Linked DNA regions of Homo sapiens: region 2 is linked to region 1. A link is a loop called in an ENCODE intact Hi-C map of the cell type or tissue named here. Cell type or tissue: heart right ventricle. All regions are shown on one strand. Each heading gives the region's core, and the rest is flanking DNA. Links, peaks and the distances in the headings are about the cores only. Region 1 has its middle 13 kb from the start of DEGS1. Region 2 overlaps NVL (nuclear VCP like).

Region 1 (16,263 bases), core at 4,514-12,513:
GTAAGAAAAATATATATTGACAACTAATTACTGACTAGAGTAGTTGTCTGTTATTGGTGTCAAGAAATAGATGACATAAGGCTGGATGCGGTGGCTGATGCCTGTAATCCCAGCACTTTGGGAGGCTGAGGCAGGTGGATCACCTGAGGTCAAGAGTTTGAGACCAGCCTGGCCAACATGGTGAAACCCCGTCTCTACTAAAACTACAAAATTAGCTGGGCTTGGTGGCACATGCCTGTAATCCCAGCTACTTGGGAGGCTGAGGCAGGAGAATCGCTTGAAGCTGGGAGGCAGAGGTTGCAGTGAGCTGAGATTGCACCATTGCACTCCAGCCTGGGCAACAAGAGCAAAACTCCGTCTAAAAAAAAAAAAAAATTCGCGAATTTGTTCATAACTAAAGCTGACTTAGTGTGGCAGGGGAAATAATCCCTTGCCTGTTTTGTCTTCTGCCATGCTGGCCTCACTCAGTGTAGCTAGTCCTGGCCAGTTTGGGGGCATGATGTGCTGCCATTTACTCCTGTTATCTTTAGTACCACAGTGACCTCCAGTCTCGGGATCTATACACCAGACCTGTCTTCCCTCGGACCCTGCAGGTTTCTCCCAGTCCATAGCCTTCTCTGGGCTTCTGGGTCTCACTCCTGTGGAGGGATGATCTCTCTCAGCTGATTGCCTCGTCCATGAAGGGATGTACAGGATTCTGTGTGTTTGTCCTCAGGCCCATCAGGTTAGACACTTCCCTTAAAGAGTGCTAATCTATTGCATACACATCATGTTGAAAGCAGGGGCTGGGTGCGGTGGCTCATGCCTATAATCCCAGCACTTTGGGAGGCTGAGGCAGGCGGATCACTTGAGGCTAGGAGTTCGAGACCAGCTTGGCCAACATGGTGAAACCCTGTCCCTACTAAAAATACAAAAATTAGCCAGGCATGGTGGCGAGCACCTATAGTCCCAGCTACTCAGGAGGCTGAGGCAGAGAATCTCCTGAACACGAGAGGTTGAGGTTGCAATGAGCAAAGATTATGCCAATGCACGCCAGCCTGGGCAACAGAGTGAGACTCCATCTTAAAAACAAATAAACAAAAAACCTTAATGTACAAAAATATTTTTTATTTTAATGTATATATATTTTTATTTAATTTTTTTAAATTATACTTTAAGTTTTAGGGTACATGTGCACAACGTGCAGGTTAGTTACATATGTATACATGTGCCATGTTGGTGTCCTGCACCCATTAACTCGTCATTTAACATTAGGTATATCTCCTAATGCTATCCCTCCCCCCTCCCCCCTATTTTTATTTTTATTATTGAGACGGAGTCTCACTCTATCACCCAGGCTGGGGTGCTGTGGCACAATCTCAGCTCACTGCAACCTCTGTCTCTCAGGTTCAAGGGATTCTCCCACCTCAGCCTCCCGAGTAGCTGGGCCTACAGGTATGTGCCACCACACCCAGCTAATTATTGGGCTTTTTTTTTTTTTTTTTTTTTTTTGAGACAGAGTTTCACTCTTGTTGCCCAGGCTGGAGTACAGTGGTGCATTCTTGGCTCACTGCAACTTCTGCCTCCCAGGTTCAAGCGATTCTCCTGCCTCAGCCTCCCGAGTAGCTGGGATTACAGGCGCCTAACACCACACCCAGCTAATTTTTGTGTTTGTTGTAGAGACAGGGTTTCACCATGTTGACCGGGCTGGTCTCGAACTCCTGACCTCAGGTGATCCTCCTGCCTCGGCCTCCCAAAGTGCTGGGATTACAGGTGTGAGCCACCACAACCGGCCTAATTTTGGTATTTTTAGTAGAGACAGGGTTTTGTCCTGTTGGCCAGGCTGGTCTTAAACTCCTGACCTGAAGTGATCTGCCTGTCTTGGCCTCCCAAAGTGCTAGGAATACAGACATGAGCCACCGTGCCCAGCCAATGTTTTGTATTTTTATACACCAGCAACAGCCAGTTAAGAAATGTAATAGGCCAGGCATGGTGGTTCACGCCTGTAATCCCAGCACTTTGGGGGGCTGAGGCGGGTGGATCACGAGGTCAGGACATTGAGACCATCCTGGCTAACACGGTGAAACCCCGTCTCTACTAAAAATACAAAAAATTAGCTGGGCGTGGTGGCGGGCGCCTGTAGTCCCAGCTACTCCGGAGGCTGAGGCAGGAGAATGGCGTGAACCCGGGAAGCGGAACTTGCAGTGAGCCCAGATCACACCACTGCACTCCAGCCCGGGCGACAGAGCAAGACTCCGTCTCAAAAGAGAAAGAAATGTAATCGGGGGGCATGGTGGCTTTACAAAAAATTAGCTGGGTGTAGTGTCGGGTGCCTGTAATCCCAGCTACTTGGGAGGCTGAGGCAGGAGAATCGCTTGAACTCGGGAGGCAAAGGTTGCAGTGCGCTGAGAAAGCGCCATTGCACTGCAGCCTGAGCAGCAAGAGTGAGACTCCATCTCAAAAAAAGAAAAAAAAGAAATGTAATCAAAGAGATACTTACCTAGCTGGGGAGATACCATGATCAAGAAATGTAACCAGAGGCGTAGTGGCCTCCCCTAAGGCTGAGGCGGCGGCGGGCGCGCGAGGCTGTTGTGCTCCCGGCTCTCCTGTTTCCCCTCCTGAGCGGGTGGAGGAGGCCCAAGCGATGCTGGGCGCGCTCCCCCTTCCTTTCCCTCCGGCGTCCTCTCCCGGCCCTCTCGCGCTGCACTGTCTCTCCGACGCAAGATTCTCCTGGCCCGGATATGGCTCGTGGACAGCAGAAAATTCAGTCTCAGCAGAATAATGCCAAAAAGCAAGCTGGACAAAAGAAGAAACAAGGACATGACCAAAAGGCTGCTGCCAAAGCTGCCTTAATATATACCTGCACTGTCTGTAGGACACGAATGCCAGACCCTAAGACCTTCAAGCAGCACTTTGAGAGCAAGCATCCTAAGACTTCACTTCCTCCAGAATTAGCTGATGTTCAGGCATAAGGTTGTTTACAGGTGAATTCACGACACCTTTGACTCTTCTACTGTCTCAGACCTTAGGTAACATACCTGCAGCTGCTTTTCTAACAAACTGTTGATCAGCAAAAATAAAGGGGCTACAGAAACACTCATTTTTTATGCTGTTCCCTTTTGGGCTTCATGCAAAGACAATTCTGTGTAAATGTACAGTTGACTCTGATTTGGAAATATGAAAATCAGTCCATCCTTGTTATAAAAAAATTTTTTACAATTGTAATTATATTGATGTTCATATTGTGTAAAATAACTCATTTAATAAAATAGTACTTTGATTTACGAAAAAAAAAAAAAAAGAAATGTAACCAAAGAGAAAGATAGCATTTCTGATAACATAAAAAGTATGCAGGCTGGACATGGTGGCTCCCACCTGTAGTCCCAGCACTTTGGAAGGCTGAGGCAGACAGATCACTTGAGCCCAGGAGTTCAAGCCCAGCCTGGGCAACATGGCAAAATTCTCTCTCCACATGGAAACTGACCAACATGGAGAAACCCCAGATTTACTAAAAATGACCAACATGGAGAAACCCCAGATCTACTAAAAATACAAAATTAGCCGGGCATGGTAGCACATGCCTGTAATCCCAGCTGCTCTGGAGGCTGAGGCGGGAGAATCACTTGAACGCAGGAGGCGGAGGTTGCAGTGAGCCAAGATTGTGCCATTGCACTGTAGCCTGGGCAACAAGAGTGAAACTCTGTCTCAAAAATAAATAAATAAATAAGTAAAAATATAAATATAAATATAAAAAATAAATAAAGGCTGCTACTTTCCTAAAAATACTAGGTCTCTGATCAACTGGTGATGGGAATGGGATTAGAACTGCTGCAGGACCACTGGGGAGGGAGAGACAGGAAGAAAGAAGAAAACTGAGAGATTATCAACATTATTTATTGCTCATAAAATGTGTAGAAGCCAGGTGTGGTGGCTCATGCCTGTAATCCTGACACTTTGGGAGGCCAACGTGAGCTGATCACTTGAGGGCAGGGGTTCAAAACCAGCCTGGCCAACATGGCTAAACCCCATCTCTACTAAAAATACAAAAAATTAGTCGGGTGTGGTGGCACGCATCTGTAATCCCAGCTACTTGGGAGGCTGAGGCACAAGAATCTCTTGAACCCAGGATGTGGAGGTTGCAGTGAGCCAAGCTCATGCCTCTGCACTCCAGCCTGGGCGACAGAGTGAGACTCTGTCAAAGAAAAAAAAAAAAAAAAAAAGAAAGAAAGAAAGGGAAAGGGTGGGAGAAGAGGGCCCGGTGCGGTGGCTCACACCTGTAATCCCAGCACTTTGGGAGGCGGAGACAGGTGGATCACCTGAGGTCAGGTGTTCAAGACCAGCCTGGCCAACATGGTGAAACTTCGTCTCTACTAAAAAATACAAAAATTAGTTGGTCATGGTGGCAGGCTCCTGTAATCCCAGCTACTTGGGAGGCTGAGGCCGGAGGATTGCTTGGACCCAGGAGACAGAGGTTGCGGTGAGCCGAGATCACGCTACTGTACTCCAGCCTGGGTGAAGGAGTGAGACTCTGTCAAAAAAAAAAAAGAAAAGAAAAGAAAGAGAATGTGTAGAGCCTGAACCTGAAAATAAACTATTTCTTCTTCTGGCAAATGTTTAGAGGAGCAGATACAATTTAGCTACGCTTGCTAAAAAAGATTCTCCACAGTGAATATTCAAAGGGACATGTACCAACAGTCCTGAAAGAGGCTATACATCATGCCCCTCAGGCTAGGGAGGTACAAGTGTTCTCATAAGTTTTGTTTGTTTTTGTTTTTACAAGCTCACAGCTAAAATCGTGTTCTCATAGTTTTTGAATGCACTTCAAATGCACTATAATTTTTTTCTTTTTTTTGAGACGGAATCTCACTCTACGTCCAGGCTGGAGTGCAGTAGCGTGATCTTGGCTCACTGCAACCTCTGCCTCCCTGGTTCAAGTGATTCTCCTGCCTCAGCCTCCCAAGTAGCTGGGATTACAGGCATGTGCCACCACACTCGGCTAATTTTTGTATTTTTAGTAGAGATGGGGTTTCGCCATGTTGGCCAGGCTGGTCTTGAACTCCTGGCCTCAAGTGATCCACCCACCTCTGCCTCCCAAAGTGCTAGGATTACAGGCATGAGACACTGCACCCCACCCACATTAATATTTTTGAATAGGTTGTGACTATAATAGGAGCTTCTCTCCATGGCTGGTCAGCCTATTATTTGACAAATATGTTAAATTCTGCACAATGAACTATTTTTTTTGATACAGAGTTTCTGCTCTTGTTGGCCAGGCTGGAGAGCAGTGGCTCACTGCAACCTCTGCCTCCCAGGTTCAAGCAATTCTCTGGCCTCAGCCTCCCGAGTAGCTGGGATTACAGGCACATGCCACCACGCCTGGCTAATTTTTGTATTTTTAGTAGAGACGGGTTTTCACCACGTTGGCCAGGCTGTCTCAAATTCCTGACCTCGGGTGATCCGCCCGCCTCAGCCTCCCAAAGTGCTGGGATTACAGGCATGAGCCACCGTGCCTGGCCCAGAACTCTGTTAACCATCTTTACAGCAAACTGCAGATTTAAATGGTAGTTCCTTAAAAGCCCAAACTTTGAGGTCCAAAATATTTGGGAATTCCAGTATATTCAGGCATCATTCCCTTTTCCAAACCTGCCCTTGCAATCATATTCATCTATGTGGCATGCCCAGATTAGGGAATCCACTAATTTTATGATTTTATCCTTTGCTAATTAAGCTGAGATTTGTCCTCTTGGCAAATCTGTTAAAGCCAATGAATAGTCAGAACTCTCGGGAGTTATGTCAGCGTAGAAAAATTGATGAATTATCCCCATTCCCATCCCGACCTGTGGTCAATGGCTTTCATAGCTTTCTTTTTCCCTCCCTTCTTCCCTCTCTACTTTCCTCCTTCCTTCATTCCTCCTTTTCCTTCCTTCCTTCCCTCCCTCCCTCCTTCCTTCCTTACTTCTTCCTTCCCTCCTTCCTTCCTTCCGTCCTCCTTCCCACCTTTCTTCCTTCCTTCCTTCTTTTTTTTCTTTCCTTCCTTCCTTTCTTTCTTATTCTTTCTTTTCTTTCTCTCTCTTTTCTCTCTCTCTCTCTTTCTCTCTCTCACTTTCTTTCTCTCTGTCTCTCTCTCCTAAGCAGTCATTTTCTTCAAATTATATTTTTAAGTCAAAGAATTACCCCTCCTACGCTCCATGAAAACCTGATGAAAAGGGGATTGTTATGATCAAACTATAAAAGTTAGAGACAGAAAGAATAATAGAGATTAACAGGGGTTGGGGAAAAGGGGAGTGGGGAGCCAGTCTTTAATGAGTATACAGTTTCTGTTTGGGATGATGAAAAATTTCTGTGAATGGATAGTGGTGATGATTGAACAACTTTGTGAATATACTTAATGCTGCTGAATTGTACGTGTAAAAGTGGTTAAAATGGTAAATTTTGTTATGTGTATCTACCATGATAAAAAATGAACAGAGCCTCAGAGAAATTTGGGACATCATTGAGCTCATCAAAATACAGCTGATGGGAATACCAGAGGAGAGGAGAGAAAAGGGCAAAAAAAAAAAAAACAAAGGAAAAATATATCTAAAATGATCTAAATCTGATGGAAACATTAATCTACACATCCAAGAGATGCAGTGAACCCAAGTAGAGGCCGGGTGCGGTGGCTCACGCCTGTAATCCCAGCACTTTGGGAGGCTGAGGTGGGCGGATCACGAGGTCAGGAGATCAAGACCATCCTGGCTAACACGGTGAAACCCCGTCTCTACTAAAAATATAAAAAATTAGCCAGGTGTGTTGGTGGGCGCCTGTAGTCCCAGCTACTCAGGAGGCTGAGGCAGGAGAATGACGTGAACCTGGGAGGCAGAGGTTGCAGTGAGCTGAGATTGTGCCACTGCACTCCAGCCTGGGCGACAGAGCGTGACTCCATCTCAAAAAAAAAAAAAAAAAAAAAAAAAGAACCCCAGTAGAATGAACACAAGACAGAGATCCACACCCACATGCATTATAATAAAATTCTGAAAGCCAAAGAGAAAATCTTGAAACAGCAAGAGAAGAATGACTCATCACCGAAAAGGAGACCCTGATATGATGAACAGGTGACTCCTCATGAGAAACAGTGGAGGCCAGAAGGCAGTGGGATGGCGTATTCAAAGTGCTGAAAGAAAAAACTTATCAACCAAGGATCTGTGTCTAGCAAAACTATCTGTCAAAAATGAGGGCAAGGGGTCTGAGTGTGGTGCCTCATGCCTGTAATCCCAGCACTTTGGGAGGCTGAGGAGGGCGGATCATGAGGTCAGGAGTTTGAGACCAGCCTGACCAACATGGTGAAACCCTGTCTTTAAAAAAAATACAAAAATTTGCCAGGCGCAGTGGTGCGCACCCATAGTCCCGGCTACTCAGGAGACTGAGGCAAGAGACTCACTTGAACTTGGGAGGCGGAGGTTGCAGTGAGCCAAGATTGCGCCATTGCACTCCAGCCTGGGCATCAAGAGTGAAACTCCGTCTCAAAAAAAAAAAAAAAAAAAGAGAAAAGAATTTCTTTAGAGAGAGTTGGTAGCAGGTTGTGCTGCCCATCCTTGCTGCACACCCTCTGGTGGCAGAAGGAACTGTTGCTTTGTTAATTACAGCCAAGTGAAGAGTTTCTCAGAACCATTCCTCCAACTTGACTTTTGTGTTTGGAGAGACACAGGGACTGGTACCTGACTTGGACTTGAGCATGCCTAAAGGTGAGGGGAAATCAGAAGCTGTCCGTGGTCACTGAGTATGGACAGAGGGTCTCTGCTGATAGTAGCTTTTCTGCCAGGTTGATCAGGTATAGGTGGACCAGATGTGTAACCGTTTGACAAGGGCTAGATTTGGTTGCTGTCTATGGCCTCATAGGTCATGCATCCTAATGCTTCTTTTTGAAAGAACATTTACCACCAGATACCTAGGGCTAAGGAGGGGTTCCTATGAGTCAGCTGTATGGTAACTTGGAAGAAAAATTCATGGTGAAGGTAACCCGTGAGGAGATTATTTAAAAACCAATGGAGGGCTGACAGCAGTGGCTTATGCCTGTAATTCCAGCACTTTGGGAGGCTAAGACAGGAAGATCGCTTGTGGCCAGGAGTTTGAGGCCAGCCTGGGCAATGTAGCAAGACTCTGCATCTATCAAAAATAAAAATAATTAGCCAGGCATGGTAGTCCCAGCTACTCAGTAAGCTGAGGCAGGAGGATCACTTGAGCTCAGGAGTTCAAGACTGTAGTGAGTGATAGGGCAAGACCTTATCTCTTAAAAAAAGAAAAAGAAAGCAACAACAACAGTGGAAAATGCCTTGGGGAAAACAGCCCCAAAGTGTGATCTCTGCCTCAACCAAGAGACACACATGACAGATTCCAACCATACCAGTAATGCAGATTTTTTTTCTTTATTCTGTCTCTCCTCCCCACTGAGTTAGACAGCAGAGAGTCTTGCAGGAGGGGGAGGAGGAAAAGCAAAGAGAATAAATGGAAGACATCCTCCTTCCTGCCCTTCTCCACTGAAAAGGAGAAGCCCAACTCAAAGCTTCTCCGAAGTCCAACTCAGGCCTGACTTACAGAAAGAAGAAAGAAGCGGGAGGGCACAGTGGCTCATGCCTGTAATCCCAGAATTTTGGGAGGCCAAGGCAGGCAGATCACCTGAGGTCAGCAGTTCAAGACCAGCCTGTCCAACATGGCGAAACCCCGTCTCTACTAAAAATGCAAAAATTAGCTGGGCTTGGTGGCAGGCACCTGTAATCCCAGCTACTTGGGAGGCTGAGGCAGGAAAATCGCTTGAACCCGGGAGGTGGAGGCTGCAGTGAGCCAAGATCGCACCACTGCACTCCAGCCTGTGCGACAGAGCAAGACTCCGTCTCAAAAAAAGAGAAAAAAAAGAGGAAAGAAGCTTTAATCAATTGAGACAATAAAGTCTTTCTTCGGATCGGGCTGGATTTTTTAATAACTGGATAAAGGTGATTAATTTGTTAGTGACCAGGAGAGTCTACAAGGCTCTGGGATCTGCCTGAGATTCCTTCTGGGATCAGGGCAGAACAATGCAACAGGACAGTCTAAAAGAGCAGTTACTGAGAAGAAATGAATCTGCTTCCATTTGCACCCTTCCAAGTCTAGCTCATGCAAAAGCAGTTGTACTCAGATGACTATTTTACTCACCAGCAGCCACAGCTTATGAAAAAGGAAATTGACAAAGGAAGAGGGTGAAGGGGCATAGGCAAGAAGAAAAGTCTTGAACTAGTGAGCACTGAAATCAAAACCGCAGGCTTATGGTTAGAGAAATTTCCCCCATTTCATGTATGAGGAAGCGAATACTTCCAGAATGTGAGTGACGTGTCTTAGATCACACAGCTTAGAGTGCAGCAGAGGCTAAAAAGGGACAAAGGTTGTCTGGTTCCAAATCCCAAATAGAAGATGGACTCGATCCAGAGGTGACTCATGGTGGGGAAGGCAGGGGTCCAGGATCCAGGAAAACACCATGAACTGATAGAGCAGTTCTGCAGGATGAAGTAGCTTTTTCTATCTGTGTGAAGCCAACAATATGAATGAGTGGAGAAAAGAGCGCATAGCTTTCATTCTTCCAGAGTCTGAGTTTTGCAGGGGATTGACTGGGATTGAGAATACATTTGCAAGATATTTTGTTTTTCTTCCCAGGCTTTTGGTTTTTAAGAAAACAGTCTGGCCAGGCACAGTAGCTCACGCCTATAATCCCAGCACTTTGGGAGGCCAAAGCGGATGGATCACAAGGTCAAGAGTTCGAAACCAGCCTGGCCAACATGGTGAAAACCCGTCTCTACTAAGAATACAAAAATTAGGCTGGGCGTGGTGGCTCACCCCTGTAATCCCAGCACTTTGGGAGGCTGAGGTGGGTGGATCACCTGAGGTCGGGAGTTTGAGACCAACCTGAGCAACATGGAGAAACCTCATCTCTACTAAAAATACAAAATTAGCCAGGTATGGTGGCGCATGCCTGTAATCCCAGCTACTCGGGAGGCTGAGGTGGGAGAATCGCTTGAACTCGGGAGGTAGAGGTTGCAGTGAGCCCAGATCGTGCCATTGCACTCCCGCCTGGGTGACAGAGACTCCGTCTCAAAAAAAAAAAAAAAAAATTCTGGAGCCTGGGAAGTCCAAGATCAAGGCACTGGCATATTCAGTATCTGGTGAGGGGCTGCTTCCTTGTTCGTGGATGGCCGTCTTCTGGCTATAACCTCACATGGCAGAAGAGGTGAAGGAGTTTTCTGAGGTCCCTTTTATTTAATTAATTAATTAATTAATTAATTTTTTTGAGATGGAGTCTCGCTCTGTCACCCAGGCTGGAGTGCAATGGTATGATCTCAGCTCACTGCAACCTCTGCTTCCTGGGTTCAAGAAATTCTCCTGCCTCAGCCTCCCAAGTAACTGGGACTACAGGTGCACCCCACCATGCCTGGCTAATTTTTGTATTTTTAGTAGAGATGGGGTTTCACATGTTGGCCAGGGTGGTCTCAAACTGCTGACCTCAGGTGACCCGCCTGCTTCGGCTTCCCAAAGTGCTGGGATTACAGGCGTGAGCCACCGCACCCAGCCTGGTGTCTCTTTTAAAAGAACACTAACCCCATTCATGAAGACTTCACCCTCATGAACATAATCACCTCCCCAAAGCCCAACCTCCTAGTCTCCTCCCCTTGAGGATTAGGCTTCAAGGCATACATTTTGCGGGGACACAAACTTTCAGTCTATAGCAGCTGGTTTAATTGTTGAATACACTTCCATGGTTTAAAAATAGAAAAACATGGCCGGGCGCGGTGGCTCACACCTGTAATCCCAGCACTTTGGGAGGCCGAGGCAGGCGGATCACGTGGTCAGGAGATCGCGACCATCCTGGCTAACATGGTAAAACCGTGTCTCTACTAAAAATACAAAAAATTAGCCGGGTGTAGCGGCGGGCGCCTGTAGTCCCAGCTACTCGGGAGGCTGAGGCAGGAGAATGGCGTGAACCCCGAGGGGCGGAGCTTGCAGTGAGCCGAGATCGCGCCACTGCACTCCAGCCTGGGCGACAGCGCGAGACTCCGTCTCAAAAAAAAAATAGAAAAACATACAGGTGTCTAGTGATAAGCTCCTCCCAGCTCCTGTTCCTGTTGTTATGTTGTCAAACCCCAAAATATAACCACTGTTATTGATTCCCTGTGCATTTTTCTAGAATTTTTTTTTCTTTTCTTTTCTTTCTTTTTTTTTGACATGGAATCTCACTCTTTCTCCCAGCCTGGAGTGCAGTGGTGTAATCTCAGCTCACTGCAACCTCTGACTCCCAGATTCAAGTGATCCTCCTGCCTCAGCCTCCTGAGTATCTGGGACTACAGGCACAGACCACCATGCCTGCCTAATTTTTGTATTTTTAGTAGAGGTGGGATTTCGCCATGTTGGCCAGGCTGGTCTCAAACTCCTGACCTCAAGTGATCTGCCCCCCTCAGCCTCCCAAAGTGCTGGGATTACAGGCATGATCCACCGTGCCCGGCCTAGAGTTTCTTTATGCATATGCATGCCACTACTTAGCAGTACAGTCATGAACTGCTTAAAGATGGGGATGTGCTCTCAGAAATGCATCAAGTGATTTTGTTGTATGAATATAATAGAGTTTACTTACACAAACCTAGATGGTTTAGCCTACTATATACACCTAGGCTATATGGTACAGCCTATTGATGCTAGACTACAAAACTGTATGGCATGTTACTGTTCTGAATACTGTAGGCACTTGTAGCACAGTGGTATTTGTGTATCTAAACACATAAACATAGAAAAGAAGCAGTAAAAATATGGTAGTATAATCTTATGGGACTGTCATAAAATATGCTGCTGCTTGTTGACTGAAATGTGGTTATTCAGCATGACTCTATATTATTTCCCTCTTTATTTTTCACAAAAGTTAGTATACTGTAATATTGTTCTGTATTTTGTTATTTCCCTTAGCAGTCTTGGAAATACATATATATTTTTTTCTTTTAGAGACAGAGTCTCACTCTGTCTCCCAGGCTGGGGTGCAGTGGCACAATCTCAGCTCACTGCAACCTCCACCTCCTGGGTTCAAGTGATTCTCCTGCCTCAGCCTCCTGAGTAGCTGAGATTACAGACACACGCCACCATGCCTGGCTACTTTTTGGATTTTTTAGTAGAGACAGGGTTTCACCACACTGGCCAGGCTGGCCTCAAACTCCTGACCTCAGGTGACCCACCCACCTCGGTCTCCCAGAGTGCTGGGATTACAGGCATGAGCCACCACGCTGGCCTTTTTTTTTTTTTTTTCATTTTGAGACGTAGTCTCGCTCTGTCTCCCAGGCTGGAGTGCAGTGGCATGATCTCAGCTCACTGCAACCTTTGCCTCCCGGGTTCAAGCGATTCTCCTGCCTCAGCCTCCCGAGTAGCTGGAATTACAGGTACCTACCACCATGCCCAGCTACTTTTAGTATTTTTAGTAGAGATGGGGTTTCACCATGTTGGCCAGGCTGGTCTTGAACTCCTGACCTCAAGTGATCTGCCCACCTTGGCCTCCCAAAGTGCTGGGATTACAGGCATGGGCCACCATGCCCGGCCAGAAATATTTCTTAGCATATAGATAATTTTCTTATTTTTACTGGTGCCTAGTATTCTATTGTAAGGATATATCCCAATTTATGAACCCTGTCTCCTATTGATGGATATTTTATTATTATTTTTTGAGACAGGGTCTTACTGTCACTCAGGCTGAGTGCAGTGGCAGCTCGCTGCAGCCTTGACCTCCTGGGCTCAAGCGATCCTCCTTTCTCAGCCTCCCAAGTAGTTGGGACTACAGGTGTATGCCACCAAGCCTGGCTAATTTTTTTTTTTTTAATTTTTAAATTTAAAATTTTTGTTTTTGGTAGAGACGAAGTCTTGGTATGTTGCCCAGGCTGGTCGTGAACTCCTAGATGCAAGCGATCCTCCCACCCTGGCCTCCCAAAGTGTATTTTTAAAAATAATTTCTTTATTCTCAAATGATAGTGACTGGATTGATACTGGTGGGAATTGTAATATAAATTTCCTGGCCGGGCACGGTGGCTCAAGCCTGTAATCCCAGCACTTTGGGAGGCAGAGGCGGGCGGAACACGAGGTCAGGAGATCAAGACCATCCTGGCTAACGTGGTGAAACCCCATCTCTACTAAAAATACAAAAAATTAGCCAGGCGAGGTGGTGGGCGCCTGTAGTCCCAGCTACTCGGGAGGCTGAGGCAGGAGAATGGCGTGAACCTGGGAGGCGGAGCTTGCAGTGAGCTGAAATCGCGCCACTGCACTCCAGCCTGGGCGACAGAGGGAGACTCCGTCTCAAAAAAAAAAAAAAAAAAAAAAAGACACCAAAGGCGATGAAACTGTTTTCTGTTTGGGATGGCTGATGGTCATGACCTCTACTGGTTTCAAGAACTGTCCCTGACCAATACTAACTTTTGTATTTTCTTCCTGCTTTCTCCTCCCTTTTACTCTCCTTCCTCTCTTCTCTCTCTCCATTTTCTTTGTTATTGCTAAATATAGGGAGCTAAGGGTTGTTTAGCATTTAGATTCAAAATGACAAATGTGCCTTACAGTGGCATTTCTCAAATTTTAATGTGCAAACTAATCACCAGGTGATCTTGTTAAAATGCAGATTTGATTCTGGAATGGGGCCTGAGATTCTACATTTCACAGAAGCTCCTAGGTGATTGAGGCTGTTGATCCATGGGCTACACTGTAACAGGCAGTGTCCTCTTACAGTAGAGTTACAGAAACTGTTTATCTAAAGAGCACTTTCTTGTAAGCTTGCTCCAACTCTCCAAAGAAAGAACAAGCAGTTTAGCCCTCTCTTCTTTACCCCACCCCAGCTAATTCTCTTTGGCTTGGCCTTGCGGAGGGAAGCATGTTCCCCTTGTCTTATCACAGGAAAGTATATCTTAGGTGTTGTATTCTGGAGTCAGTTTTGCTATTTACATTGCTGCATCACAGATTCCTAACAAATCAGTTAATTTGAATTTGACTTTTGTACAATCCAAAGGACAAGAGGAAAAAAAGAGTTTAAAAACACAAAAGCTGAGAAAGTTGAAAGCTATTTAGTTGCGTCTCTTTGAACAGAATTTATTGAATTAGGGGAAGTTTATCTTTGATTTGTATTTCCTTTCCAGTTATCAGTTGTACATTTTGCTCAAACACCCAACTGCTCATATTTCTTCTGTGTACGATTTACTCTAATTTTGCTTTGAGGAAATGATTAATCAGAAACCAGAGGGATGTAGGCCGGGTGTGGTGGCTCACGCCTGTAATCCCAGCACTTTGGGAGGCCGAGGCGGGCATATCACCTGAGGTCGGGAGTTCGAGACCAGCCTGGCCAACATGGTGAAACCCCATCTCTACTAAAAATACAAAAATTAGGTGGGAATGGTGGCGCACGCCTGTAATCCCAGCTACTTGGGAAGCTGAGGCAGGAGGATCACTTGAACCCAGGAGGCGGAGGTTGCAGTGAGCCAAGATCACGCCACTGCACTCCAGCCTGGGCGACAGAGACTCCATACAAACAAACAAAAAAACCAGAGGAATGTATACCAGCGAGTTGAGATACATCTTTTTGGAAAGAACATCATCTTTAATGAATTCTGTAAGAATTGGTTCAGCAATTAACATGGGAAAGTTCATACAGGTGAGATCTTTTAAAAAAAGTTTTTAAAGAAAAGCAAAAAAGCAAGAATACTGGTGAAGATCCTTGGTTTCTAATAACGTGAATCTATTACACAGCAATTGAGCCACCTGGAGAATATGAAAATTCAAATTTCCACCCTCATCTACCTTCTGAAGACTGGGATACACAGTAGCCACCTTTATCTTTCTAGGCTATCTGGATGACTAGAATGCAGTAATGGTGCTAGGACAATTGACACCACTGCTGTCACCCTCACCCACAGTATAAAGTTATCTGTGATCTCTTTTCTGAAAATCTTAAGCTGTCTACAGGCTGGGGTTAAAGAACTTAGATAAGTTTTCTCTTCTTCAGAGAATTGTTTTCAGCAATTCCCTATCAGTTACACCTTTAAGGAACAGGTTAAACTGATTTATATAATTTTATTTTGTTGAAATTCTAACCATTTAGTTTTGGAACTGGACGTAGTCTTGAAAAGAGAACTAGTACCCCACCCTCGCAGGGTGAAAGAATTGGTAGTTGCTACTTTTCTACTGACCAGCAGCATATATTATACAGGAAGGTGACTTTTTTGAAACAGTCTTTCTCTGTTGCCCAGGCTGGAGTGCAGTGGCGTGACCTCGGCTCGCTGTAAGCTCCACTTCCCCAGCTCAAGCGAATCTCATGCCTCAGCCTCCCTAGTAGCTGAGACTACAGGTGTGCGACACCATGCCTGGCTAATTTTTGTATTTTTAATAGAGAGGGGTTTTGCCACATTGGCCAGGCTGGTCTCAAACTCCTGGCCTCAAATGACCCACCCGCCTTGGCCTCCCAAAATGCTGCAGTAACAGGTGTGAGCTACCGCACCCGGCCAGAAGGTGACTTTAGACATGTCAGTAGCCTTAGCGCACATCTACTGCCAGGACTTCTCTGATTTTAAGATTACAGGTTCTGGAAGCCTTTTAAACATTCTCTTTTACTTGTACACCTAGGGTGAACCCCTTGTGTGCAAATAACCTTAAAAGTTGCCTCCTCCAAGCCCAGCTTTTTTTTTTTTTTTTTTGAGACGGAGTCTCACTCTGTCACCCAGGCTAGAGTGCAGTGGCACAATCTTGGCTCACTGCAACCTCTGCCTCCCAGGTTCAAGCAATTCTCCTGCCTCACCCTCCCGAGTAGCTGGGATTAGAGGCACCTGCCATCACGCCCGGCGAATTTTTGTATTTTTAGTAGAGATGAGGTTTCACCATGTTGGTCAGGCTGGTCTCGAACTCCTGACCTTGTGATCTGCCCCGCCTCGGCCTCCCAAAGTGCTAGGATTACAGGTGTGAGCCACCGTGCCCGGCCTAGCCCAGCCTTTTCTTGATCTCAGTTCTATATACTACTGTTAGCATTAGTGATTTGGGCATTGACTGCTTCTAGTGGATGTGTGGGATGGTCTTGCTTATATTAAGTTCAGAGTCTCATTGTTCTCAGGTTTCTAGGATGCAGTGTAGTGTAGTAGCAAGTTTATAAACTTCAGAGCTCATGGGTCAAATCCCACTTACGCCACTTACTTGCATAACACTGTGGACATGTTGCTTAGCCTGAGTTCAACTTCCCCACGTAGAGTAAAACCTACTTTATAAGGTAGCTGTGAGGACCAC
Region 2 (16,263 bases), core at 4,426-12,425, 120 kb before region 1:
TAGTAGAGACGGGGTTTCACCCTCTTGCCCAGGCTGGTCTTGAGCTCCTGAGGTCAGGCAGTCCACTTGCCTCAGCCTCCCAAAGTGCTAGGATTACAGGTGTGAGTCATCGCACCCGGCCATAATAATACGGTTTTAAACAAACCTTTTTATTAACACATAGCTTACATTTTAGTTACTTTGCTTTCCCTTTAACCCAATAGTTATTTCAGTTTACTTATTTTTTTGAGACAGAGTTTCACTGTCACCCAGGCTGGAGTGCAATGGTGCAATCATGGCTCACTACAGCCTCAACTTCCCAGGCTCAAGTGGTCCTCCCACCTCAGCCTCCCGAGTAACTGGAAACACAGACACATACCACCACGCCCAGCTTATGTTTTTGTTTTTTTGTAGAGACGAAGCCCACTATGTTGCCTGGCTGGTCTTAAACTCCTGGCCTCAAGCAGTCCTCCTGTCTCAGTCTTCCAAAGTGCTGGGATTACAGGCATGGGCCACTGCACCTGCCCTCCCAGTGGTTCTAAGGAGCAGTAAAATAAGAAAACTAGGGTTATATTATTTTTCATATAGCTAAATTTATTCAAAATTTTTATTTAGAGTCATGTTCTTATACTTTTTAGTTTTAAAATAATTCTTTCTAAAATGGTAATAATAGACACTTACTTTGAGAAATTAAAAGTTAGCAATCTTATTTTAACCCTCTCAGATTTTTCAGAAACTGTAGGGGACAGTAATGTAAAATATCCGAGTAACTTCGATTAGAAAAATAGCATGCTCGCCGGGCGCAGTGGCTCATGCCTGTAATCCCAGCACTTTGGGAGGCCGAGGCATGTGGATCACCTGAGGTCGGGAGTTCAAGACCAGCCTGACCAACATGGAGAAACCCCCATCTCTACTAAAAATACAAAATTAGCCGGGTGTGGTGGCGCATGCCTGCAATCCCAGCTACTTGGGGGCTAAGGCAGGAGAATCACTTGAACCTGGAGGCGGAGGTCGCGGTGAGCCAAGATCATGCCATTGCACTCCAGCTTGGGCAACAAGAGCCAGACTCTATCTCAAAAAAAAAAGAAAAAAGAAAAATAGCATGTTATACCAAGCGCTAATACAATAATGTTCTATGAAAGAAAATCATTTGTAAAGGGGGACTTGATTGGTTTGCTTCATTTTTGTTTAATAATTCCATTACATGACTGACTACTGCATGCCAGACTTTGGAATATAGTGTTAAGTACCACAATCGTAGTTCTAATATGAGAGAGACATTAAACAGTCATTCATATAAATAAATGCTGTACATAATAATGACTATAATAAATGGAAGACAAGAAGAAGTGCAAAATGGTATGTGGTATGTTAGGATTCCCAAATTAGAGTTGGGTTCAAGGAAGGTATGGTTGAGGAAGTGAAATTTCAAGATAAGCACAAGAATGGGAGAACAGTAGTCTCTCTTCTCTCTTTTTTTTTTTTTTTTTTTTTTTGAAACAGATTTTCTCTCTGTTGCCCAGGCTGAGTGCAGTGGCATGATCACAGCTCACTGCAGCTTTGACTTCTCAGGCTCAAATGATCCTCCTGCCTCAGCCTCACAGGTAACTGGGACTGCAGGCATGCATCAGCATGCCTGGCTAATTTATTATTTTTTTAGAGGTGGGGTCTCACTGTGTTGCCCAGGCTGGTCTCAAACTCCTCTCAAAGTGCTGGGATTACAGGCATGGGCGTCCACACCTGGCCTCTTCTTAAAGAGTCTCCCTCCTCTGACTAGTAACTGGCTACTCTCTGGGTTAGGATTTGGAGAAATACTAGCAGAATGTGTGGGAAACATCTGTGTCACAACCCTTGCTATTTTCTCCTTAGCAGATGGGTAAGAATTGTTTTGATAGGCCAGGAATGGTCACTCCTGTATCCCCAGCACTTTGGGAGGCTGAATTGGGAGGATGGCTTGAGGCCAGGAGTTTGGGACCAGCCTGGGCAACATAGTGAGACACAGTCTCTCCAAAAAAAACGAAGAATTGCTTTGGCTCAGCCCTAAGTGGGGATAACATACCTCTTGAAAGTCAAGACCCTTTATTCAGAAAAGATAATAGAATTTTATAGTGACATGTATAAAATAAAAACAAGTTGAAGGTATCCACTTAAATGTGTTTGCATGAAACCGTTGATTTTTTTTTTTTTTGAGATGGAGTTTTGCTCTTGTTGCCCAGGCTGGAGTGCAATGGCGCGATCTCGGCTCACTACAACCTCCGCCTCCCAGGTTCAAGCAATTCTTCTGCCTCAGCCTTCCCAAGTAGCTGGGATTATAGGCATGCACCACCATGCATGGCTAATTTTTGTATTTTTAGTAAAAATGGGGTTTCTCCATGTTGGTCAGGGTGGTCTCGAACTCCTGACCTCAGGTGATCCGCCCACCTCAGCCTCCCAAAGTAGTGGGATTATAGGCCTGAGCCACCATGCCCGGCCAAAACCATTGATTTTCAAATAGTGTTTTTCACTGGGCCAACATAAAAAGATGAAGTTCCTCAGGAAACTAGCTATTTAAAAAATTTGAGGGGACTGGATAAGAAAAAGTAGGGAAATTAAAATTTGAATATTTGGTTATTCTTTTATGTGTCTGCATAGGAACTTGACCTGCCAATTTTGAAAGTGGCTGCTCCAGAGATTGTGTCTGGAGTATCCGGAGAGTCTGAGCAGAAGCTGAGAGAACTATTTGAGCAAGCTGTGGTGAGTCAGTTAATGACTAATGCCAGGTGGTCAGACGCTACCAGCTTATATTAAAGATCCTGCTTTTTCTGATGCTAGTATTTGTTAACCCACTCACTGGCCATTCTTTTATTAATATAAACATGGTAATTTGCTATGCATGATGGCTAAATATTTAAAGTAGATTTAGTGATACCAGCTGTTGGATAAATAACCCTTTTCATTTGAAATCAAACATAAATGTAATTGGTGAGAAATTCTGGGCCGTCATACCCTGTAGTCATATGTTGAAAATATATTATCCTTATGATATTTTCCACTCACTTTTACTTTCCTCAACTTAAGTTTGGCCAAAAAAAACTTGTAAGCAATGTAAAAATTGTTATTTAGGCTATTATAAAAGCAACCATAAAAATACCAGAATAAATTCTGTCATTCCTTACTAGTAAACTAGGGCAATAATAATACCCAAATCTCACGTGGCTATTGAGAGTATTAAATGAGAGAATTCTTATAAAACCTTCGATATGGTGCCTTGCACACAGCACAAGCCCTGTAAATATTAGCTGTAAGATTATTCACACTTGAACAAATATCACTGTGTTTAAAACTAAAAAATGGTGAAAAGTTTATGTCATTATTAGCAATGACAATATATAGTAGCTGATGAATATCCAATACAACTGTTAGAAGCCTGTGTGAAATTAGAAGAGAAATTATATTTAAGCAGTAATTGAGAAAAAAAAAACATTTTAAATAACAAGAATGGGTAGGCCATCTACTTAGTTATGGTGCGGGCTGACGTTGAAAAAGCTGTGGGCAACACTAGGAGGATAAAGAGAAAAAAGGTGGAAAGGGCAGAGTGCAGAGCAAAGCTGAACTTTCTCAGGTGCTACCTGTTTTCCAAAACGCGGTGGATTCCATTGTTAAATTGGCACGCATAGCCAGAGACAAGTAGTAAATTTTGTGCGTATGGTAAACACGATGAATAAGGATAAGAGGCAAATGGCATCTTTAGGTTGTTAGTTCTGTGTTTAAACCTCTCACTAAACCAGTACTGAGCCAGTACAGTACCTCACAGTAGATGCTCAGTAAATATGTGGCCTAGCACCCCGCTTTTCCTGGTCCCCTCTTCGCTAATGAGAATGAGTCCAGTAAAGCATGTGGATCAGGAAACAAAAAGGTGAAATCCAATCAAGTGATACTTGGTTGAAAACTATGCTTTCTTTAGGCCACATTCTGATGACCATCATTTATTCTTTTTTTTCCCCCATTCAACTTTCCAGGTCACTGACAAGTACTGATGTGCTTGTTTTCTGGTGCTTTTGGCCTCTGTAATTTTACTCCTTTGTAACTGGGTAATATATCTAGCAGTCATAGGCGTCTTTTGCAAACATTGTCATAAGGATGATTAGGGAAGAGATCCAGCTAGCGATAAGCTAAATATCTTTCCCTTTAAGATGTGGTTGTTCCCATGGTTTTGAGATGCCTTAAGCGACGCTGACAGCCTTACTTAGCATAATCACTGTCACTCCTAACCATTGAGTAACTGATTGAGTAAAATGATTTAGATTGTAAATCTAGATAATTTTCTTCAATTTTTTTCATTTTAACTGATCCTTATCTCTTTTTTGTGGTAAAATATATATAACAGAATTTACCATTTTAAACATTTTTTTAAGTTTTTGTAAATTATTTTATGTCTTCCATGATGATTTAGAGGGACTATCTTCAAACCAGTACAGATATTTCATAAATAATACCTGGCTGTTTTCTAACCAACTGAGTAATTTGTTGCATAATAAGCCACCTCACATCTTTCAGCAAGAAATACATTAAATTTGAATAGTAAAGATATTACACAATGAATTAGGACAACAATTTAAATTTGCTTTAAATGTTTCTTTGCGGAAGAGGACACTACACTTCTACTCAATGAAGAGAAACATTTTTACAGTCCAGAGGTCTTTTATTACCACCTATTATGCCATGAATTCACAGGGAAGAGGCTCCAGCAGTTCAGGCTCCTTCCTATTGGTTCTCAGAGTGCACTTCTCTGGGTGGAGCATGCTGACACTTTCCCTTTGGTTTCCTTTTTCTGATCATTTTCCTCCATGTGTTTCAGAAAGCTACCTCGGCTCCTAGAATGCTTAATGTGCTCAATATGCACGTTGATTCTCGCACACATTGATTCTCTTGGCAAGAATCTTGCCCTTAACTTGTTTCTTTACAACAATGCCAGCAGCATGCTGGATAACGTTATAGACTCTTCCAGTTTTGTGGTGGTAACACTTGTGGGACATTCCTTTTTGAACAGTACCCATTCCCTTGATGTCTACAGTATCACATTTCTTTTTCTCTTCTCTTCTTTTCTTTTTTGAGACAGAGTCTCGTTCTGTTGCCCAGGCTGGAGTGCAGTGGGACAATCTCAGCTCACTGCAACCTCTGCCTCCCGGGTTGAAGCAGTTCTCTTGCCTCAGCCTCCCAAATAGCTGGGATTACAGGCATGCACTACCCACCAGCTAATTTTTTTTTTTTTTTTTTTTGAGATGGAGTATCTCTCTGTTGTCCAGGCTGGAATGTCTCAGCTCACTGCAGCCTCTGCCTTCCAGGCTCAAATAATTCTCCTGCCTCAGCCTCCCGAGTAGCTGGGATTACAGACATGCACCACCACACCTGGCTAGTTTTTGTATGTTCAGTAGAGACGGCGTTTTGCCATGTTGGCCAGGCTGGTCTTGAACTTCTGACCTCTGGTGATCTACCCGCCTTGGCCTCCCAAAGTGCTGGGATTACAGGCATGAGCCATGGCGCCTGGCCTACAATATGACATTTCTTATAGATTTGCATACATATAGCCAAAGGAACAGCTCCATGTTTTCTGAACGGCCTAGAGAACATCTCTCAGGTGCCTCTCCTCTTTCTCTTTGTGTTCATCATTTTGGTGAATTACTGGAAGATGGCAGTTCCAACTGAAAAGGCCATTTTAAACATTTTTAAGTGTACAATTCTGTGGCATTAAGTACATTCATATTGTTGTGTTATCATTACCCCCATCCATTTCCAGAATGTCTTCATGTTCCCAGACAGTAAGTCCCCATTCCTCTCTCCTACCAGTCCCTGGCCATCACCACCATTCTACTTTTTGTCTTAATGAATTTGACTACTCTCGGTAGCTGATCCTTACATCTTAACTTATTCTTTCTGAACCGTGTCTAGTTTATTTCTTAAAAACAAAAAAACTGGAGGTGATCTTTACACTGATGTATTAGAACTTTACCATCCTTCCTTATTCAGTGTAGCCTTTAAAATAAGCTTCCGGTACTTTTCAGTGTGGATGCTGGGAAAGTTCTGGAGATGGATAGTGGTGACGTTTACACAACAGTCTGAAAATATTTAATGCCACTAAACTATATACCCAAAGTGGTTAGAATGGTAAATTTTATGTATATTTTACCACAGATTTTTTAAAAAGCTTCTGGTGCTTCTCAAATTTCCTCTTATAGCAAATTATAGGGAAAGACTTGGAGATTCTTACGTTAGTAGAAACCCTCATAACGTTTCTAGTGAGCTTGGGTTTGCTAATTTAAAGTTTATAAACTTGTTGTCTTAAGTTTTTTTTTCTGTGCATATGCTTATCCAAAATCATTGTTTCTGTTTCATAGCATAGCAAATGTATCTAATTTACAAAAGAATTTCAGTAGATTTATCACAAAACATGCATTGATGAAGAGACTATAAATGTGTTACCCTATCTGCAGTCTCTTACTGTGTACTTCTAATCATCTTGGTTCTCTTAAGTCAGGTAAAAATCAGAAGTAACACATGTGAACTGCCTTCTTTAGGGTTATTCTTTTGGCAAATGATCCTTGACCTTGAAGATTTTTTTTAAAATGTATATGCTTAATTGTGCTTCAGTATAGGGGATGCATTTATGATTGTCTTTTTGTGATATTTTTATTTCTAGTCAAATGCACCATGTATCATTTTCATTGATGAAATTGATGCTATTACCCCCAAAAGAGAAGTGGCTTCAAAAGATATGGAACGAAGAATTGTAGCCCAACTCCTAACCTGCATGGATGGTTAGTTTAAAATAATAAATTCATTTTAAGAGAATAAATTTTTTAAAATAGTGTAATTAATACATGAAGATAAAAAATAATATTCATATAGTAAATATCAAATAGTGTAAAAAAAAAGTCATACTGGGCACAGTGGCTCATGCCTGTAATCCTAACACTTTGGGAGGCTAAGGTAGGAGGATTGCTTGAGCCTAGTAGTTTGAGGCCAGCCTGGGCAACATAGCGAGATGCTACCTCTAAAAATAAATAAAAAGAAATAGCACTTGTTTTGTGTACACAAGAAAATTTGAAGTATATATTTTATGTTCCTTGCATTACCAGATTGTAGGTTGCTTCTTCTTCTGATTGATGGACTGATTGATTGATTGATGAGATAGAGTGTTGCTCTGTCACCCAGGCTGGAATGCAGTGGCACAATCACAGCTCACCGCAGCCTTGACCTCCTGGGCTCAAGTGATCCTCCCATTTAAGCCTCCCAAATAGCTGTGACCACAGGTGTGCACCACCATGCCTGGCTTTTTTTTTTTTTTTTTTTTTTTTGAGACAGAGTCTCTGTTGCCTAGGCTTGAGTGCACTGGCATGATCTCAACTCGCTGCAACCTCTGCCTCCTGCGTTCAACCTATTCACCTCCTCAGCCTCCTGAGTAGCTGGGATTACAGGTGCGTGCCACCACACCTGGCTGATTTTTGAGACGGGGTGTTTCCATGTTGGCCAGGCTGGTCTCGAACTCCTGACCTCAGGTGATCTACTGGCCTCAGCCTCCTGAAGTGCTGGGATTACAGGTGTGAGCCACTGTGCCTGGGTGTTTTTTTTTTTTAAAGACGGTCTCACTATGTTGCCCAGGCTGATCTCGAACTCCTGGGCTCAGTCTTTCTGCTTCAGCCTCCCGAAGTGCTGGGATTCTGTTTTATTTTTATCTAAAATTTTCTTGCCATGTCTTTGAGGCCTGCATTCTGAGAAAATGCTTTCATGGCTTCCTGCTAGCTAAAGAACACACTGTGGCTGGGCGCAGTGGCTCATGCCTGTAATCTTAGCACTTTGGGAGGCCGAGGTGGGTGGATCAGGAGGTCAGGAGATCGAGACCATCCTGGTTAACACGGTGAAACTCTGTCTCTACTAAAAAATAAAAAAATAAAAAAATTAGCCGGGCGTGGTGGCGGGCGCCTGTAGTCCCAGGTACTCGGGAGGCTGAGGCAGGAGAATGGCATGAACCTGGGAGGCAGAGCTTGCCATGAGCTGAGATGGTGCCACTGCACTTCAGCCTGGGCGACAGAGCGAGACTCCGTCTCAAAAAAAAAAAAAGAACACACTGTATAAACTCCTCATGATTTAATTAGCATCTTACTACCTTCTTGTTACCTGTGAGGGAAAATAACCTCAGACTCCCTGCTGTTCAATCCTGGTTCAGCTGAGAGAAATAATACTTAGGAAAGATAAGATTTAAGTCCTCAGTTTTGTCCATTCCTAGAAATACATTCCTAGATTAAGCCAGAACAGCTGAAGACTATTTTGTATTCCCCTGCTCGAATTAATTTTATCAGTCTATTCTGAGACACAGACTTTGGCATCCTCCCCAGCCTCCCTGTTGTCCTGCTCACCTTGCCTGGATGTGCCATGCATGCTTGACCCTCTGTGCTTTCACTAATACTCTTTCTTCTACATAGAATTCCATTAGCCTATATATCTGCTTGTTAAAATTGTATTTACCCTTCAAGCCTTTTCTGAAATGTTACCACCTCCATGAACCCTCCCTTATTCCTCAGTTGGAATTCATGATGTCTTTTCTCTTATTACCATGGTGCTTTGTTTATATCTGTTATTATACTTCACAAAATTTGTCTGATGCCATTTTTTTATTTACACACTCAATGTTTCTCAATAGATTGTGAACTGCTGAGGACAGAGTTTGTATTTTATTTATCCTCCTCACACCTTTTACATATTTGACATTTAATAAATGTTGGTTTTATATGTATGTTGCTGTCAAAATCTGTAATACTTTATCTTTAACCATGAAATGATTCTGTAACCATTATTGCCGTCAGTGTCAAGTGCTTTGTTCACTACTCTTTCTCTGTCTCTTACTAGATCTGAATAATGTGGCTGCTACAGCCCGGGTCCTAGTTATTGGAGCTACTAATCGACCAGACTCGTTAGACCCTGCTTTGAGACGTGCGGGAAGGTTCGACCGAGAAATATGCCTAGGTATCCCAGATGAAGCATCCAGGGAAAGGTATATTCTTATAGAATGAAGTTTGTATGCCACTAAGTCATCTTAACTGAATGGTTTGAAAGTAAGAGGTGAGAAATACCAAGTAGCCTTTTCTTTCTCTCTCTTTCTTTTTGTACCAATTAAATTGATTTGGAAAAGGAGAAGCCCACATTAAGAAAATCATTTATGCCTGGGTGCAGTGGCTCATGCCTGTAATCCCAACACTTTGGGAGGCCGAGGCAGGAGGATCACTTGATACCAGGATTTTGAGCCTGGGCAACATAGTGTGACCCTGTCTCTACAAAAAATAAAATCAGCTGTGCACACACCTGTAGTCCTAGTTACTCAGGAGGCTGAAGCACAGGAGGATTGCTTGAGCCCAGGAGTTCAAGGCTGCAGTAAGTTATGATTGTGTCACTGTGCTCCAACCTGGGTGACAGAGGGAGGCCCCACCTCTGTAAAAAAAGAGGAAGAAAACAATTTACTCATCAGTAGGATAATTGTTTCAGGTTGTTTTTTCAGAAGTAGTAATGGACTTATGTATCCATACTCATTTGTCTGGTCTTATTAACAATGGCTTGCATTCTTCAGTTGGCTGACCAGGTTAGTGGCAATGTCTGGAGCTATGGCATACAGCAGCCATCTGGTCCACTTATAGGTTAAATCTGAGTACCATACTTTAACCTATTGCACTAACCTGTCTGAGACCACAGGTCCTGTTACCAGTAATGAAATGGCAGCCAGACAGTTGAAAGCTGTTTGCTGCAGTACCAGCCTTTCCTGGTAATTGAGCAAATGAGTAATGTCCATAGAGCAAATAAATATCCACCAATAACCAGAAATATAACTTCATAAGCGAGACTATCTCAGGAAGCACTGTTGAGGTGGTAGAGTGGAAATCTAGTTAAGAAATGTTCTGGGCCAGGCACGGTGGCTCACGCCTGTAATCCCTGCACTTTGGGAGGCCGAGGCGGGCGGATCACGAGGTCAGGAGATTGAGACCATCCTGGCTAACATGGTGAAACCCCGTTACTACTAAAAATACAAAAAATTAGCCAGGCATGGTGGCAGGCTCCTGTAGTCCCAGCTACTTGAGAGGCTGAGGCAGGAGAATGGCGTGAACCCGGGAGGCGGAGCTTGCAGTGAGCCGAGATGGCGCCACTGCACTCCAGCCTGGGCGACAGAGCAAGACTCTGTCTCAAAAAAAAAAAAAAAAATTGTTCTGAAATATTAGGTCGGGTATGGTGGCTCACACCTGTAATCCTAGCACTTTGGGAGGCCGAGGCGGGTGCATCACTTGAGGTTAGGAGTTCAAGACCAGCCTAGCCAACATGGTGAAACCCCATCTCTACTAAAAATACACAAAAAAATTAGCCGGGCGTGATGGTGCATGCCTGTAATCCCAGCTACTTAGGAAACTGAGGTAGGGGAATCGCTTGAACCTGGGAAGTGGAGGTTGTAGTGAGCCGATGTCATGCCACTGTACTCCATCCAGCCTGGGTGACACAGCAAAACCCTGTCTCAAAAAAAAAAAGGTATTTAATGAGGAAGGGGTACACTGAAGATCCTGGTGAGGTCCAGGAACAGTGTGGGAGTAATTGCACATATAAGCTCAGACATGTGAGACTGGGCAGAGTGCCGCATGTGAGATTGTGATCTCAGATAGGGGCTAGATCCAGGTGATGACGAGGTCCAGGGTATGAGTAAGTGTAAGTAAGGAGGAGAAAGGCCAGACCTAGGCGGGACTGGGTTGCAGAGGCAATGAATAGATGCCCAAACTTTGAGCCAGTGAAGGAAAATTATTCCACCTCTGCCTCCTGTTATCCTTGGTCCTTGTCCAGTGTTTTTAACATTTCCAAGCTTTAGTTTATTTACCTATAATGCAGTAATAATAATAGTAATAACTTTATCTGTAAAGTGATCATAATACTACAAAGGCTTCCTGTGAGTATTGAATTAACATAACCTAGCACAATATCTGACATAGAGAATTTTTTAAATAAGGTAGCTATTGATAGCTGTCTCTTTTATTATTACTATTTTTTATATAGAGAAAGGGTCTCACTATGTTGCCCAGGCTCATCTTGAACTCCTGCCCTCAAGTGATCCTCCGGATATCATCCTGTACTTCAAAAGCATCAAATTATGGAAAAGTTTCAGCATACATAAAAGGAAACCCGTATAAATTGTTCCAGTTTCTATTGGTGTAAAACAGACCACACCAAAATTTAGTGTCTTACAGCAATACTCATTTTATTGTGTCTCACAGTTTCTGTGGATCAAGAATTTAGAAAGGCCTCAGCTAGATGGTTCTGCCTTGCGGTCTCACGTGGCTGCAGTAGCTGGAGCTAGAACAGTGGTAGCTTTCCCTTCTTTTGGAGTTTCTACAGTATGATGACCAAAAATACCCACTTTTTTTAGGGATAGAGTACAACTATGAAAAGGGCGATATTATTTTCTGTTAGCCATTTTCACAACATCCAAAATGTTCTTAGTACGGATAGTCCCCAACTGACAATGCTTTGGCTTATAGTTTTTCAACTTTACAAAGGGTTTATCATGATGTTTTTGACTTAAGATGGGTTTATCAGGAATGTAAACTCATGGTAAGTCGAAGAGTGTTTTGTATTCTTGTGCATAGTAGCAAATTGGATCTGTATCTTTTGGAAATAGTTCTTTAGTGGAAAGTTTTCTTGATTCCCATTATTCAGAGTATCCCAGTGAAATTTTAAAAAATTTGTCAGTAATGTTTATCTGCTTCTATTCTGCTCACTTATATGATCCCAAATGATTTTTCTATAATTTATTCTTTATTAGCTTGACATTTGAAAATATTAGTCTTCTTTACAAAGTTATTAATTTTAAAATATATTTCCTTGTCCAAGTTAGTTTATAATATCAAAATATGTAAATAAGAATTAACATTCATTGGCGCATGCCTATAATCCCAGCTACTTGGGAGGCTGAGGCAGGAGAATCGCTTGAACCTGGGAGGCGGAGGTTGCGGTGAGCCGAGATCGTGCCATTGCACTCCAGCCAGGGCAACAAGAGCAAAACTCCGTCTCAGAAAAAAAAAGAATTAACATTCATTGGGCACTAACTGTAGATCAGCCATTGTTTTATGTGCTTTGCATGTATTCATTTGTAGCAACAGCCCTCTGAATAAGTGCTACTATAATATAGATTGAATAAATGAACAAACTGAAGCACAAAGATTAAGTAACTGGCCCAGATAACAAAGGTTAACAGAGCTGGGATTCAGACTCTTGCAGTTTGGCTTCAGACCTTTCATCCTGAATATCTTTTTTTTAAATTATTCGAGATGGAGTCTTGCTCTGTCGTCCGGGCTGGAGTGCAGTGACACAATCTTGGCTCACTGCAACCTCTGCCTCCCGGTTCAAGCAATTCTCCTTCCTCAGGCTCCCGTGTAGCTAGGATTACAGGTACCCGCCCCCATGCCCAGCTAATTTTTTTTTTTTTTTTTTTGAGACAGAGTCTCGCTCTGTTGCCCAGGCTGGAGTGCAATGGCCTGATCTCAGCTCACTGCAAGCTCCGCCTCCCAGGTTCATGCCATTCTCCTTCCTCAGCCTCCCGAGTAGCTGGGACTACAGGTGCCCGCCACCACGCCCAGCTAATTTTTTGTATCTTTAGTAGAGACGGGGTTTCACCGTGTTAGCCAGGATGGTCTTGATCTCCTGACCTCGTGATCTGCCTGCCTCGGCCTCCCAAAGTGCTGGGATTACAAGGTGTGAGCCACTGTGCCTGGCCATGCCCAGCTAATTTTTGTATGTTTAGTAGAGACGGGATTTTGCCATGTTGGCCAGGCTAATCTCAAACTCTTGACCTCAGGTGATTTGCCTGCCTCAGCCTCCCAGAGTGCTGGGATTGCAGGTGTGAGCCACCGCACCTGCCCTCATCTTGAATATCTTTACTGCTTTTAAGTTTTTATTCAGTAGGTCTTATCAGAAATTGTTCAAGATATTCCTTTAATAACAATTATCTAGAAGTCCAGATGTTTATAGATACCATGTTGCCAGTTAGGTTGAACAAAATTTTCCACACATGTAGTACAGGGGATGAACAATAGGTAAAGATAAAGTTGGAGTTGTAACTGTCCTAATATGAAATGGGAAGTATATGGCAAGATAATTTTCAATGATGAAGATAATTAATGGTTTGTGTGTATGTGGGGGCTTTTATTTCTGGTAGATATCCATTTAATCTACTCTAAAAGTACCCCCATAAGTTATTTATCTTATTTCCCCTGTAATGTTGTAAATTCTTAAAGGCAAAATATTTTTTAAAAATTCTATGTATTCGTCACAGCACTTAGCATGTTTCCTAACAAAGCAGATATTTACCATAATCCTTTCTGGAATAAGATGGAACATGTAATAATGACAGCGTTTGTTGAGTGACTGAACTATTTGATCTTATATAGTATCCATTTTGATACCTTTGGCAGACGTGAAGGACTTCAAATAAATATAGTTGGTGACTTGTTTTTACTATTAGATCAGGAATCAGAAATTTTTTCCCCTGTCTTTTCTACAGAATACTTCAAACATTGTGCAGAAAACTGAGGCTTCCTCAAGCTTTTGATTTCTGTCACTTAGCACACCTAACTCCAGGCTTTGTTGGTGCTGATCTCATGGCACTGTGCCGAGAGGCAGCAATGTGTGCAGTCAATAGAGTCTTAATGAAGCTACAGGAACAGCAGAAGAAAAATCCTGAAATGGAAGATTTGCCATCTAAAGGAGTCCAGGAGGAAAGGCTGGGAACTGAGCCCACTTCTGAAACACAGGTGCTTTCTCTAAAGGCACCTTAAATTGTCCTTTTAATGTTCTTTGTGTTATCTTACATTGAAGCAAGGGTCAATACAATTGAGGTTCATTACTTTCTGTTTTATTGGCATTTAATCTATAGAATACTTATCATTTATACCCACGATGTTTATCATTTCAAAAATATGAGTTGTTTTATGTTTAGTTTATTTTAATAAATTCATTTTACAATAATGATTATGAAATTCTGGAATGGGGTTGGCAGACTGTGGCCTACCCACCCACCACGTGTTTTTGTAAATTAAAGTTATATTGGAACACAGCCATGTTCATTTGTATACATGTTGTCTGTTTCTGCTTTCGTTCTTCATGGCAGAATTCACACAGGAGTCTGCAGCAGAGACCGTGGCCCACAAAGCCTACGGTGTTTACAGTCTAAACCTTTACAGAAAAAGGTTGTCAACCCCTATTTCAGCATTGGCATTTAATTATATCTCCTGGTTAACTTTTGGTTAGGTAGATTACAGTGGTCTGTTGACACAACTATATCCATGTCGGTAGCTGCAAACAGCTCTGGAGGACAGTCATGTGAATAATAGGGGACAGTTATCAGTCCAAGATCGGTATTAAATTTTTTAGTTTTATGAGTCATGAAAATTCAATATATATATCATTTCATATAGCATTTTATAGCTTGCACAGATGGCTTCTGTATGTTATATAATTTGATCCCTGTAACCTTATATAAATGTCATTTTCCCCATTTTATAATCAAAGGCACTAAGCTTAAGTGGTTGTGATTTCCTCAAGCCCATACAGCCTCTACTTTATAGAGCAGGGGCTTCAATCCAGATCTTTTGTTCTCAGATAATTTGTTTTTTTCTTAGACATTTGAAACTGCAATTAATTCTGTAAAAAATAACAAACTCATTCCTTTTATAATATTGCATATAAATTAATATTTTATAAATTGAATTAATTGGTTACCTGTTTTTTAGACTTATCCTTTCATCTTCTCCACAAAGCAAGAAATCTGCCTTTTAAGTTTAAGATTTGATAGTAATAGGAAAATTGCCTTCCCTCTACTTAGTTGATAAACCATCAAGGAACCATATTAATGAATTATACTACCTCCAGCATAAGTGTTTTAATTTCATCAGGATTCAACTGTTTCTTGAATATTTATAAATGAAACATGGGAAATATTATGGTTGCTGAAATGAATATTTGCCAACGCTTATATTTGCTATACCTAGCCCTAGTATATAGAAGTCATTCTTATATGTTTAATTATAATTATAATTGGTATATCTTTACTTGACCAGAGCATATGATCCTTAAGAATAAAATGAACTTGTCTCATGTCAGAGAGAAAATTATTAAAATACATAGACGTTCAGGATAGCTTACGGAAATATTACAGTAATAATTTTTACAAGTAGAAAATGTAACTTTTCAATAGCTGTTGTGGTGTTTCTTTATTTTTTTCCCCTCTATTGTTCCCTTCAAGGATGAATTACAAAGGCTGCTGGGGTTGCTAAGAGACCAAGATCCCCTCTCAGAGGAGCAGATGCAAGGACTGTGCATTGAACTGAATGATTTCATTGTTGCTCTATCCTCAGTCCAACCCTCTGCCAAAAGGGAAGGCTTTGTCACTGTCCCTAATGTGACATGGGCAGATATTGGTGCCCTGGAAGACATTAGAGAGGAGCTCACCATGGCAATATTGGTAGGTATATCAGCTGCCAAATATTATTGGCATGTCATGGATTAAAGACCAGAGATAAAGCTCCATGCATGTGTACTAGGTTCTGTGGCTAAACTGACTTGACTATAATCACTGTGTCTAACTTGACTTGAATGTAGCACTTCTTTCAAGCCCCCAACAATGGTTTTTCTTTTGTTTGAGATCCGATTTGTTTATTTTTTTAAATTGATGTATCATAGTTGTAAATATTTTTGGGATACATGTGATATTTTGATACATATATTAAATGTGTATTGATGAAGTCAGGGTAATTGGGATATTCATCACCTCTAATGTTTATGTTTTCTTTGTGTTGGGAACATTATACTTTTTTTCTTCTAGCTGTTTTGAAATATACTTTTTTCTTCTAGCTGTTTTGAAATATAATTTCCCTACCGTGCTATCAAATACCAGAACTTATTACTCCTATCTAACTATTTTTTTTACCCGTTAACCAACTTCTCTTCATTATACTCATCTCCACCTTCCCTTCCCAGCCTCTGGTAACCATCAATTTGCTCTCTGTCTCCATGAGATCCACTTTATTAGCTCCCACTATGAGTGAGAATGTGCAATATTTGCCTTTCTGTGCCTAGTTTATTTCACTAACATAATGACCTCTAGTTCCATCCATGTTGCTGCAAATGACAGGATTTCATTCATTTTTGTGGCTGAATAATATTCCATTGAGACCTATTTTATGCTGATCCTTTTGGTTGTGCTTCATTTCTGTAGCAGTGAGTTTA

Evidence for each region. Peaks named below come from ENCODE experiments on the same cell type or tissue, not always from the same donor. Only the 100,000 strongest peaks of a DNase experiment are listed, where the experiment ranks them.
Region 2: it touches region 1 in a loop (2.0-fold over the local background); 5 of 110 quality-filtered maps call a loop at or near these places.

What each region holds. Positions count from the first base shown.
Region 1 is chr1:224,162,164-224,178,426 of GRCh38, reverse strand. It overlaps the pseudogene LOC724084. Among named protein-coding and RNA genes, the nearest start is that of DEGS1, 13 kb to the left of the region's middle. RefSeq lists enhancers at 7,367-8,336, 8,337-9,306, 15,515-16,015. In heart right ventricle, for the core only: a CTCF peak has its summit at 7,584 (motif pointing left); a DNase peak (open chromatin) is centred at 9,416; H3K27ac peaks cover 1,689 bases.
Region 2 is chr1:224,287,011-224,303,273 of GRCh38, reverse strand. NVL (nuclear VCP like) reads left to right here. Exons shown (of 23, transcript NM_002533.4): 10 at 2,611-2,712; 11 at 6,656-6,773; 12 at 8,863-9,007; 13 at 13,541-13,790; 14 at 15,281-15,499. Among named protein-coding and RNA genes, the nearest start is that of NVL, 35 kb to the left of the region's middle. In heart right ventricle, for the core only: no CTCF peak of the experiment used is centred there; no DNase peak of the experiment used is centred there.